Regions from separate parts of the Homo sapiens genome. Here region 2 is linked to region 1. A link is an interaction called in ENCODE POLR2A ChIA-PET data of the cell type or tissue named here. Cell type or tissue: MCF 10A. All regions are shown on one strand.

What was found. Peaks named below come from ENCODE experiments on the same cell type or tissue, not always from the same donor. Only the 100,000 strongest peaks of a DNase experiment are listed, where the experiment ranks them.
Region 2: POLR2A ChIA-PET joins it to region 1 with 5 read pairs; 2 of 35 experiments call an interaction of 5 or more read pairs at or near these places.

The regions. Positions count from the first base shown.
Region 1 is chr2:239,658,404-239,663,403 of GRCh38, forward strand. LOC105373966 (a long non-coding RNA gene) reads left to right here. Exons shown (of 3, transcript XR_924055.3): 2 at 68-219; 3 at 2,285-4,002. Among named protein-coding and RNA genes, the nearest start is that of LINC02991, 83 kb to the left of the region's middle. RefSeq lists an enhancer at 2,082-2,581. In MCF 10A, no CTCF peak of the experiment used is centred here; a DNase peak (open chromatin) is centred at 2,178.
Region 2 is chr2:239,273,412-239,278,411 of GRCh38, forward strand. The region is part of intron 2 of HDAC4 (histone deacetylase 4); the gene reads right to left. Among named protein-coding and RNA genes, the nearest start is that of MIR4269, 30 kb to the right of the region's middle. RefSeq lists enhancers at 1-409, 2,058-2,157 and a silencer at 2,306-2,514. In MCF 10A, no CTCF peak of the experiment used is centred here; DNase peaks (open chromatin) are centred at 1,080, 1,420, 1,960 and 2,540.

The DNA of each region.
Region 1 (5,000 bases):
CCAATGACTTTCTGTCATCATTTCTGGCTATTTCTTCCAACTCTCGTGGCCTTCTCTATGTCCCCAGCCAGCCACTGTTAGGACTGTGGGCTTCCTTAAGCTCTTTCCTTAGGCCCTACTGGTGCAGTCCTGAACCTCCACTAAAGACCGCTGGCCATTCCCCCGGACTTCTGCCAAAGGCCGTTCTTCCCTCTAGCTTGGATGCTGTTACTGCCCAGGGTTAGTATTGGCTCTCTCTGCTCCCCTTCCCTCCCCTCCCTCCTCTCCTCCTCTCCTCTGCTCCCCTTCCCTCCCCTCCCTCCTCTCCTCTGCTCCCCTTCCGTCCCCTCCCTCCTCTCCTCTGCTCCCCTTCCGTCCCTTCCCTCCTCTCCTCTGCTCCATTCCCACCCCTCCCTCCACTCCTAGGCTCCCATGCCTTCCCTCCCTCCTCTCCTCTGCTCCCCTTCCCTCCCCTCCCTCCTCTCCTCTGCTCCCCTTCCGTCCCCTCCCTCCTCTCCTCTGCTCCCCTTCCCTCCCTTCCCTCCTCTCCTCTGCTCCATTCCCACCCCTCCCTCCACTCCTAGGCTCCCATGCCTTCCCTCCCTCCTCTCCTCTGCTCCCCTTCCCTCCCCTCCCTCCTCTCCTCTGCTCCCCTTCCGTCCCCTCCCTCCTCTCCTCTGCTCCCCTTCCGTCCCTTCCCTCCTCTCCTCTGCTCCATTCCCACCCCTCCCTCCACTCCTAGGCTCCCATGCCTTCCCTCCCTCCTCTCCTCTGCTCCCCTTCCCTCCCCTCCCTCCTCTCCTCTGCTCCCCTTCCCTCCCCTCCCTCCTCTCCTCTGCTCCCCTTCCGTCCCCTCCCTCCTCTCCTCTGCTCCCCTTCCCTCCCTTCCCTCCTCTCCTCTGCTCCATTCCCACCCCTCCCTCCACTCCTAGGCTCCCATGCCTTCCCTCCCTCCTCTCCTCTGCTCTCCTTCCTACCCTCCCTCCTCTCCGCCGCTCCCGTCTCTCCCCTCCCTGCTCTCCGCTGCTCCCATCCCTCCCCTCCCTCCTGTCTTCTGTGTCCCTCACACCTTCCCCTTCCTCTGCTCTCCTCTGTGCCCCTGGGAGCCCACATGTTCACTTGCCTGCACCTCAGGCCTGGACTCTGGTGAGCCACACCACTTGTCCCTCGTCCCTTCTTTCTAAACCAGAACTTCTTGTCATCCAGCCAGACTGTGACCCTATCTGGCCTCACCCTCCCTCCCTCCCTCCTTCCTTCCTTCCTTTTTTTTTTTTTTTTTTTTTTTTTGAGTTGCACTCTCGTCTCCCAGGCTGGAGTGCAGTGGCGCAATCTCGGCTCACTGCAACCTCTGCCTCCCAGGTTCAAGCTATTCTCCTGCCTCAGCCTCCTGAGTAGCTGGGATTACAGGCACCTGCCACCACGCCCAGCTAATTTTTGTATTTTTAGTAGAGACAGGGTTTCGCCATGTTGGTCAGGCTGGTCTGGAACTCCTGACATCAGATGATCAGCCCGCCTCGGCCTCCCATAGTGCTGGGATTACAGGTGTGAGCCACCGCGCCTGGCCTGGCCTCACGTTTTCTGTTTGATTTCTCTCAATAGAATCCTTGTGTGGGGCCTCGAAGCTGACTGACCACACCCCTGCCTCCGCCCTAAACTTGCGTCTGGGTCAATTGGTAGTGGGGCAGTTGTGTGGAGGGTTTTGTCACTGTATCTATTCCACCACGCCCTGCCTTTCCCTTCACACAGCCCCCACTCTGGTCCAGGCCCGGCTGGCGCGGTGACTCCTCCCCCACTGCCTGGTCCTCCCCCGCCCCTCCCACGCAGGCTCCAACACCGTCGGGGTAGGTTCTTTCTCCTAAAACATTGCTGAGCCCCACATCGTGTTAGGTTCTTTCTCATAAAACATTGCTGAGCTCCATCTCAGTAAATGTCCAGCAACCCCCCGCCCGCCCCCCAGACTAGGTGGAGCCACACTAGGCCACTTCTGTGACTCTGGGGTTGGCCCCAGCTGTTCCTCACTCAGTTCCCCACTCTGCTCCCCACTGCGGGGCTCACTGCCCCTCCTCCTGCTGTCCTGAATCCATGCTGAGCTCCAGCCCTCCCCACCTGAGACACCTCCCTCTGCCTCCCTCATCAGAGGCGGGCACCAGTCCAGAGCCGGCTTCGCCACCCAGCCTTGAGTCACCTCTCCACCTGGCCACCTACGGAGAAGCTCCTAGGTGATTCATTTGTCAAGTACCGACGAGACACCCTCTGGTGTGAGGCGGCATTGTTAGTAACCTTGTTATGATCTAAATATTCGCAGGTTTGGATCTCATCGCTACCATAGACTGTTGGAGTTTCAAGGGTGGAGATCCGCCATTGCTTTTTCCATATCCGCAGAAATTCCTTTCACATGAAATGTGAGTCTGTTGGGTTCCCCCCCGAGACCAGCGGTGGAAGAAGAAGCTGGAGGTGGCTGATGAGACACTTCATGCTGGACCAAGAAACGGGGACTCGGGGTTGAGTCCACATGTGCCATTTGTGGGGACGCCGTGCATTCCCCAGTTTGCCGCTCTCTGTTTCAAATTCTTTCACTCGATGCTGTTGTGGGCATGAAGTCAAAGCAGGCATGTGTGAGACAGTGCTTTGTAAAACATAAGGCACGGAACAAGTTTAGAACAGGAAGAGTTGAAGCTGGATTGACGCAATTACCAAAAATAAAATTAGCTGAGGGTGTCAGCGATGAGCCATGGAACTTTTAATAATCATCACATTTTAGGTCGGTGCCTTTATGCTTTGAATTCAAATGGCATCAATTTAGGAATAAAGAAGTCAACAGTTTTAATGGCCCAATATGGATGCAAGGGTCACTGATTACTTTAGGGTCCTTATGTTGCAAGGAGTCTAGGAAAAACTTCAATTTTTTTTTTTTACAGCAACGTGATTCTCTTTGTGGTGTCTACTAAAATAAGAAAGTTACAGTGAGATTTCTTCAGTGTTCTGATGGCTTTCTGCCTCTCCTCTGACCAGCGTGAGCCACTCCTTCATCTCTGCCTCTCACTTTCTGCTTGACAGTCAAGGCTCGCCTTGAACCTCCCTCTTCAGAAAGCCTTTCTGACCTGCCTCCTCAGGAGTGTTTGTTTGTGGTATTTGACCACAATCTGCACTATACTAATTAGCTATGATTTTTATGGGGCTGGAGGAACTTCTAAGGCAGCAGCCGCGTCGGGTTCTTCTGTCTCCTTCCCAGGGCTTCCTCAGGGCTTAGTACAGGGCATGTGCTAAGCATTCCCTAGCCCCTTCCTTTGCCCTTGTTTGTTCTTTCTAATCAGATTCTGTGGGGAAGTTCATTGTCACAATGTCCAATGTTTAGCATTCAAAGGCTGCATGAGGTAGATCAGGTAAACATACCTCTCTGGCTGTACCAAAATGGGGGGTTTGGCATATCCGCCACCTGAAAGCAGCTGGACCCTGCGTGGATCTGGGTTTGTATGCTGTGAGTAATGCTGTCTGCATCTTCGAATCTTTCACTGTAAGAAACAAAAGTCTGACAGCCTCTGAATCCCGCCCTCCTTCCTGATACACTGTGACAATGTGTTTATAGTACCCTGTTGATGCTGACCAGATGCTTGAAGAGGACAGGGTCAGATGCTTTGTTTGCCGAAGAAACCAGGTAGATACCCACACTGTGGCCCCAGGAGCTGGCAGCATCCTGGCAGCACCCTCGCAGCACCGCAGAGCCCCCACCTGCCTGCCCGTCACCGATGTCCTTTCTCTTCTTGAGTTAAGCCTTTCACTTACTGTCAGCTGGAGGATGCATGCCACAGCTAAATCCCTGGCTAAAAGGTACTAACTCCCAGATGCTCCAACCCCCACTGTGGGACTCACCGTGAAAATGTCCAGTTTCTTTATTATCAAAGAAAAATAATAGTCAGTGAAACCCAAACAAATCTTAGCGCTCCATGTGGCACAGTCTCTGCCTATTGGGACAAACTTGTGATCTGTTTCATACACCTTAAGATACAATGTATCTTTCGGGAGTATTTTTAAAGGGGCAGGGAGGCGGTGGGTGTGGTGCTTCCTGCAGAAAGACTCCTGAAAGGCGTCTTGACTTGTTTTTCTCGCTCCCCAAAGCCCATCCTCTTGTGCCAGCTCACTCCCTCTCCACTCTGCTCCTCCATTTCCTGTGCCTTTCCTGAGGGACTCAGCTTACACCCAACACACGCCAAGGGACTTTCATTGCTGCAGCATCTAGGACGTGTCATCTCATTGTCATCACTCAACACTTTTCTTATCAGCCTCAGGCTGTTACTTGGTCTCTGCAGATACAGCAGAACTTGAGAGAGAACCAAAAAACAAAATCCTTCCTTGGTCCTGGGTTATTCGCTGGTGGAGTCTGTGTCTCTGCTAAGATGACTTTGTCAAACACCTGCTATGTGCCAGAGCGTGGGCCCTGTGTCCAGCACACTTGCATGCCCTTTTGAGACTGACAGGCATCATTATCTTTTCTACAAAAAAGAAAGACGAGGCACTGGGTGCATAATTAACCTGCCCCAGACACGCAGCCAGTTAGTGGTGAAGCTGGAGCCCCCCCCGGAGCCTTCACATCACTGCCCTGCTCTCCAGCCAACCGTGGAACGAAACAAGAAGGCAGACAACGTCCACGGACGGCTCGCCCTGTGTTTATTATAGTGTTTGCAAATCTGAATAACTGAGCACATTCCTGACAACCCTGACTACTGAAATGAAGGCAAAGAGATGGGATGAAAAATGGGTACTTTGGATCAAAACAACCCCCGATTTATGTAAATGTAACTCTAACTTTTGGACAGGTGGCAGGTTTGAGACTGGGAAGCTGGATTCCCTCTGGACTGGGGGTGCCTCTGGCGACAACACTCCTGAGGAAGGCTCAAGCAGAGGAATTTTTTAAAATGAATGAATAAATGAGCTCTTCTCATAGGTTCTCATGAAAGGAGGGTCCCCAAAGAAGGGGAAGGGCTGAAGGGTTGGGTGATCTACACATCAGCAGCAGCAGTGTG
Region 2 (5,000 bases), 380 kb before region 1:
AAGATGGTAAATAAAGAAAGCCTTTCCTGTGTGAGCCGAAGAGCTGATGAGGGCACTTCCTCTCTGCAGAAGTCTTTTACCTGATTCAGGAGTGAGTGTCTTGGATTATCACTCTGCAGCCCCCAGGAAGGAAGGAATGAAGCTAGACAGCCACCTTCAGGACCCGCTCATCACCCAGCAGAACGCCCACGCCCCCATGCCACAGTCTTGCCAACTAGCCCCGGTCCGGCGCAGGCTCCAGCTGCAACCGCCAGGTCACCAGAAAGAGAGGGAGGAGGAACTTGCTCAACACGCCACATGGACACAGGCAGTGAGAGCTCTGCCGTGGCCACACAACAGGACAAGCCAAGCTCCCCAACAAATAGACTGGAGAGCAAGAGGGAGGAAACGGCTGTGTCCATCACAAGTGACAGTGGCCCATTAGAACCCACGAACCTTACTTAACACTTATTTGAACAACAGCCACATACAAAAAGAAAAGAGACTGAAAACTTTTTGAGACAATGGGGATTTTAAATGACTGATTATTTGATGGATTCACGTGTTGATGTGTTAAAGCTGTGACAATGGTATTAGGGTCGCATGTTCGGAAGACACCTGCATGACGGTAGAACTGCTTTGGAACAATACAGTGAGGCAGGCCTGGCCCTGCTCAGCCATCGCTGAAGATGGGGACAGCAGCCTAGTCCGCTCCTTATTGTCTTTTCACTTTCGTAAATGTTTGAAATTTTCCGTAATAAAAAATGAAAGATAGCCAGTGAAGGTGCTAGATTTGGACGGGGGTATCACTCTGTTCTGTTTTGCTGTTTATTATTTGTTGCAAACATAAACCTGGGCTCACAATTGTGGAAGGTTACACCCTCCCAGCTCATTCAGAGAGAAATTTCAGAGCCAGGGGACCTCATGGCCACTAAGTTTCCACGATTCCCTGGAAGAGTCACATATAAACACACTTGTGATCATTACCAAACGACAGGACAAGCCCAGTGCACCCCGGCGTCCCCTCCCAGTTTTAAGGACGAATCATGTATGGGCCCCCGCAAGAGATGGGAATGAGCCAGGGCGCCGCTGGTCTCTAAGCCACGAGCCACAGCCATGACTAACTAGGAAACTAGGACAACAGCTACCATTCAACAGCTAATTCAACAACAATACAAGTAACCTTCACGGTAAAAACGAGAACCTCATTTGCCTACCTCGAAAATAACCAAAGCAAAGCAAGCCAGTGAAGCTGGGGGGCCCTGGGAACCCTACTTTCCCAGATGGCCCTCCACGGCGGGGCTCTCTCAGCCCAGCACAGTGCAGAGCTGTCACCGTGACTCAACGGAGGGCAAGCCTCATCCCCAAAGCTGCTCCAGAAAAGAAAAGGCTCAGAAGTCCCAGGTGGATGGCCCTTCCCTAGGCCTGGCCTGGCCCCCACGCTCCTCCCAGCTGTCCTTCTGACCCTGGGCCACTCCCCCTTCTGCTGCTCCTCTTGGTTTGAAGGAGGGGAGGGGCATGGTGACATCTCTTTTTAATTAAGGCTTTCTTACAAGTAATCTTTGCAAAGAGCCCTGTCCTGGAGTGATTTTGTGTGAGAGGGAAGAACAGATCAGCGGAGGGGCTTCCAACCATAAACATTCCCAGAGCTGCGAATATGTGCCCCTGGCCACAGGATTACACGTAGGAAGCCAGCACACGCTACGCTATCATTACCATCTCACCCATCTCCCGTGGCTGACGGGGATCGGGGGAAGAAAGGGTGGGGGCCGGCCGGAAGCCCCGTGGGCCGAAGCCACCCCAGGCCCTCAGCCCAGACCACCAGGCCGCGCAGGCTGGCCTCCTGAGGCTGTCCCTGGCAAGCCGCCCCACGCTGGAGCCAGGCTGCCGGCAAAGCGCTGCTCACTGCCGCTTTCTTCACATGTGGTTTGATTGACGCAAATCAAGAGGCAAGCAAATGATTCATAACTGTCCAAGCACAGGGCTCACCCAGAAACGGCAGGAGCCCAGACTTGCTGATTCACCAAGAAACGGCTTTGTGTACCGGAGGCGCTGTTGGTCGGGACGCTATCATGTATGCACACGGAGCTCTGCAAATGTGATGGCAGTGGCGATGTCATGGCCCACGGAGTGACAGCAGACCCTAACCCCACCAACAGGCAGCAATGCAGGGCCGCCACGAGGGGGACACACATGGAAGAACAGCAGCCACCGCCCCTGCCTGCACGGTCTGTGTGTGTGCGGGTGGCACACCTGGGTTCGGTACTGCCACCCTGCGACTCCAGGTCCAGCCTCAGAGTGAGGCTGGGGGCCTCTGCAGTGCCTGGTCCCACTCCCCACCCCTCAGGCTGCCAGGCACACCCATGATGCAAGAAGGCAAGATAGAACGCCAGGACCCCTGCCTTCCAGGAGCTCACAGGGAGGGGAAGACACCCAGGGGAGCCCCAGATAGCTCCTCATGGTGCCACGTGCCACCCTGAAGGTATGGGGCGGAGAAGATGAAGCTCCTCTGTCGCCTGCCTCATTTGGGAAAGCTTCCCAGAGGAGGAGAGGCCTTAAAAGGATGGGCGGGAAGGCACCAGGCGGTGGTGGACAGGCTCCGCCCAAGCAGATGGCCAGCATGCTCTGAGCCAGCGCAGGCCAGGGACCTCTGGGGCTGGGACTGCCCTGGGGCCAGGCAAAGAACCAGTGTTCCTCCACTGCCAGGGAGGACTGCGCAGGGACCTGACTCACGGCAGACACCGACCCCCACGCCAGCAAGTTCACTCTGGTGGCAACGCAGAGAACCTGAAGATGGCAGACAAGTTAGAGCAGCTGCACCAGTCTTACAGAGGCAGGGAGAGGCCCCGAACCAGAGAGCGGGTGCGGACCCTTGGCAAGTATGCCTTGGAAGTGTTGAGGGGAGAAGGCGTCAAGTCGTGGTCCCGCCAACAGAGAGGCCTGTCTAACTGACTCAGCAGCCCCTCTGCCTCCAGCTCCCTGTGTCTGGACCCCAGGCCACAGGACGGGGGCAGGAGTGGGACAGGCACCCGGGTTCTGCATGTATGGCCTGTGCCACCTTCAAAGCAGCCCTGACGGACCTCCCAACTAGGCCAGAGATTGCTCCATTGGTCATCAGTGCTGTTCCTGAAACGGCTTCACCAGTCATGGGGACCTAAGTCCCTCTAGCTGGAGATGAGACACCGATACACCGCAGACACCATCTGCTCTCCAGACACAGGCCACTTCCTGGACATTGCCTGCTGCCTGGACACTGCCCGCTGCCTGGACACTGCCTGCTGCCGGAACACTGCCTGCTGCCTGGACACTACCCGCTGTCTGCTGCCTGGACACTGCTCGCTGCCCAGACAAAGGCCGGCTGCAGAGGCCAGCAGAGCAGCAGAGCCAGGCGAGGCAAGACGGCAGAGGGAGGCCAGGGGGAATGACAACAGGCTCCAGGGTGAAGCCACCACCAAGTGATCAGGTCTGTGTATGAGTTCATTCTTCTTGCAACACTGTCTGTCACCGTGCCACAAAATCCCCCAACCCTGACCCCCTAACACACACCCCTCTAGCCCTTGGGGAACACCATTCGAGAGTCAGCTGTGGAGCCTCCCCTGCTCTGTGCAGCCCCTTTCCACTGCCGCGCCCTCCTGGGCCTGCATTTGCCCCTGCTGGTGGCACCTGGGACTCTGCACGGCACTAATATTTTGCAATTCTCTTAACCATTCTTGAAAGCAGGGACGGGGTCCTGCTCACCTTGGTGTACCCAGCACCTGGTATAGTGGGGTCCCGAGGTTAGCAGAAGGATCAGTAAAAGAAGAAAACATGTATTTGGAGGACAACCATGCTCCCAGAGCCGAGCCCGGTGAGCTCAGCTTCTGAAGCTCCCCAGAAATAGCAGATGCCCTCTTGTTCCCGGTCTGTCCAGTAAGGCCTTTCCAAAGGCACAAGGGTGAGAGGTGGGGAGAGGAGGAGCACCAAGCTCATTACCAGAAGGGAAGCTGGGGAAACGACAGGGAAGCCCAGAAGTGCAGACCCAGGTGGACAGGCCCTGGGCCACCACCCTGGGAGTACGGGCCGGTCAGCAGGAAGGAACATGTTTATGGTCTCTGCGCTGTTGGTGCCAGTCACGCCATGGTGGCCCATCGCTGATCATCACACGTTCTGTACTCCGGAGCAGGAACCAGGGTCTCAGGGCACTTCCACAAGCTCACCGGACATGTGCCCACTCTCACCGCACGCATCCCCGGAACCAGTGAGGCCAGTTCTAGCTGCCTAAAAGGGCCACACAGCCGCCCAGCCTGGTGTAGCCACAAGGACCCTGGCTTGATAATGTCTGCTTTGGAAAGACACTTCCAGAACGCCCAACAGCGCTTAGCAAACTCACACAGAAAACACCTGCGTTCCACAGCAACTCCACCCGGGCCGGGACCCAGGCCTGAAGCAGTTCCTACTACTCAGGTTCTCAGATCTGCCGGAAACAAATAACTGAGAATACTCTCCGCTCAGCAGGCCCCAGTCATACGCCCCAGTCACACACCCCAGCCACACACTCCAGCCACACACGCCAGCCACACACTCGGCTCCCCGTCTCTCCTGAGCAGGCCAGCCACACACCCCAGCCACACACCCCAGCCACACACCCTAGCAACACACTCCAGCCACACGCTCCAGCTACACACTCCAGCCGCACACTCGGCTCCCCGCTGGTGGAGGCCACCTGGAGGCTCAGGGTGTCTTGAGAAATGAACAGGTGCTCACCATTGGCTGGAAAGGGTTGAGTTTTCAAATTATCCCACCATTAGAGAAAAAAAGAAAAAAAAAAAAACAGACTGGTAACAAAGCATCAAGCCAAGTGGGGGTGACTTCACCCTGAGGACCCTCCAGTGGCAGTCTTCCAAGAAGAGGTGCCCACCAACCAGTATTTTCTACAAGGCCACAGAAAGCATTTGTTTAAAAAAAAAATTGACAATCTAATTGGTAAAGAAAAGGATAATTTTTAAAATGTAAAAACATATTTTGGGCCAGGACAAGGGCTC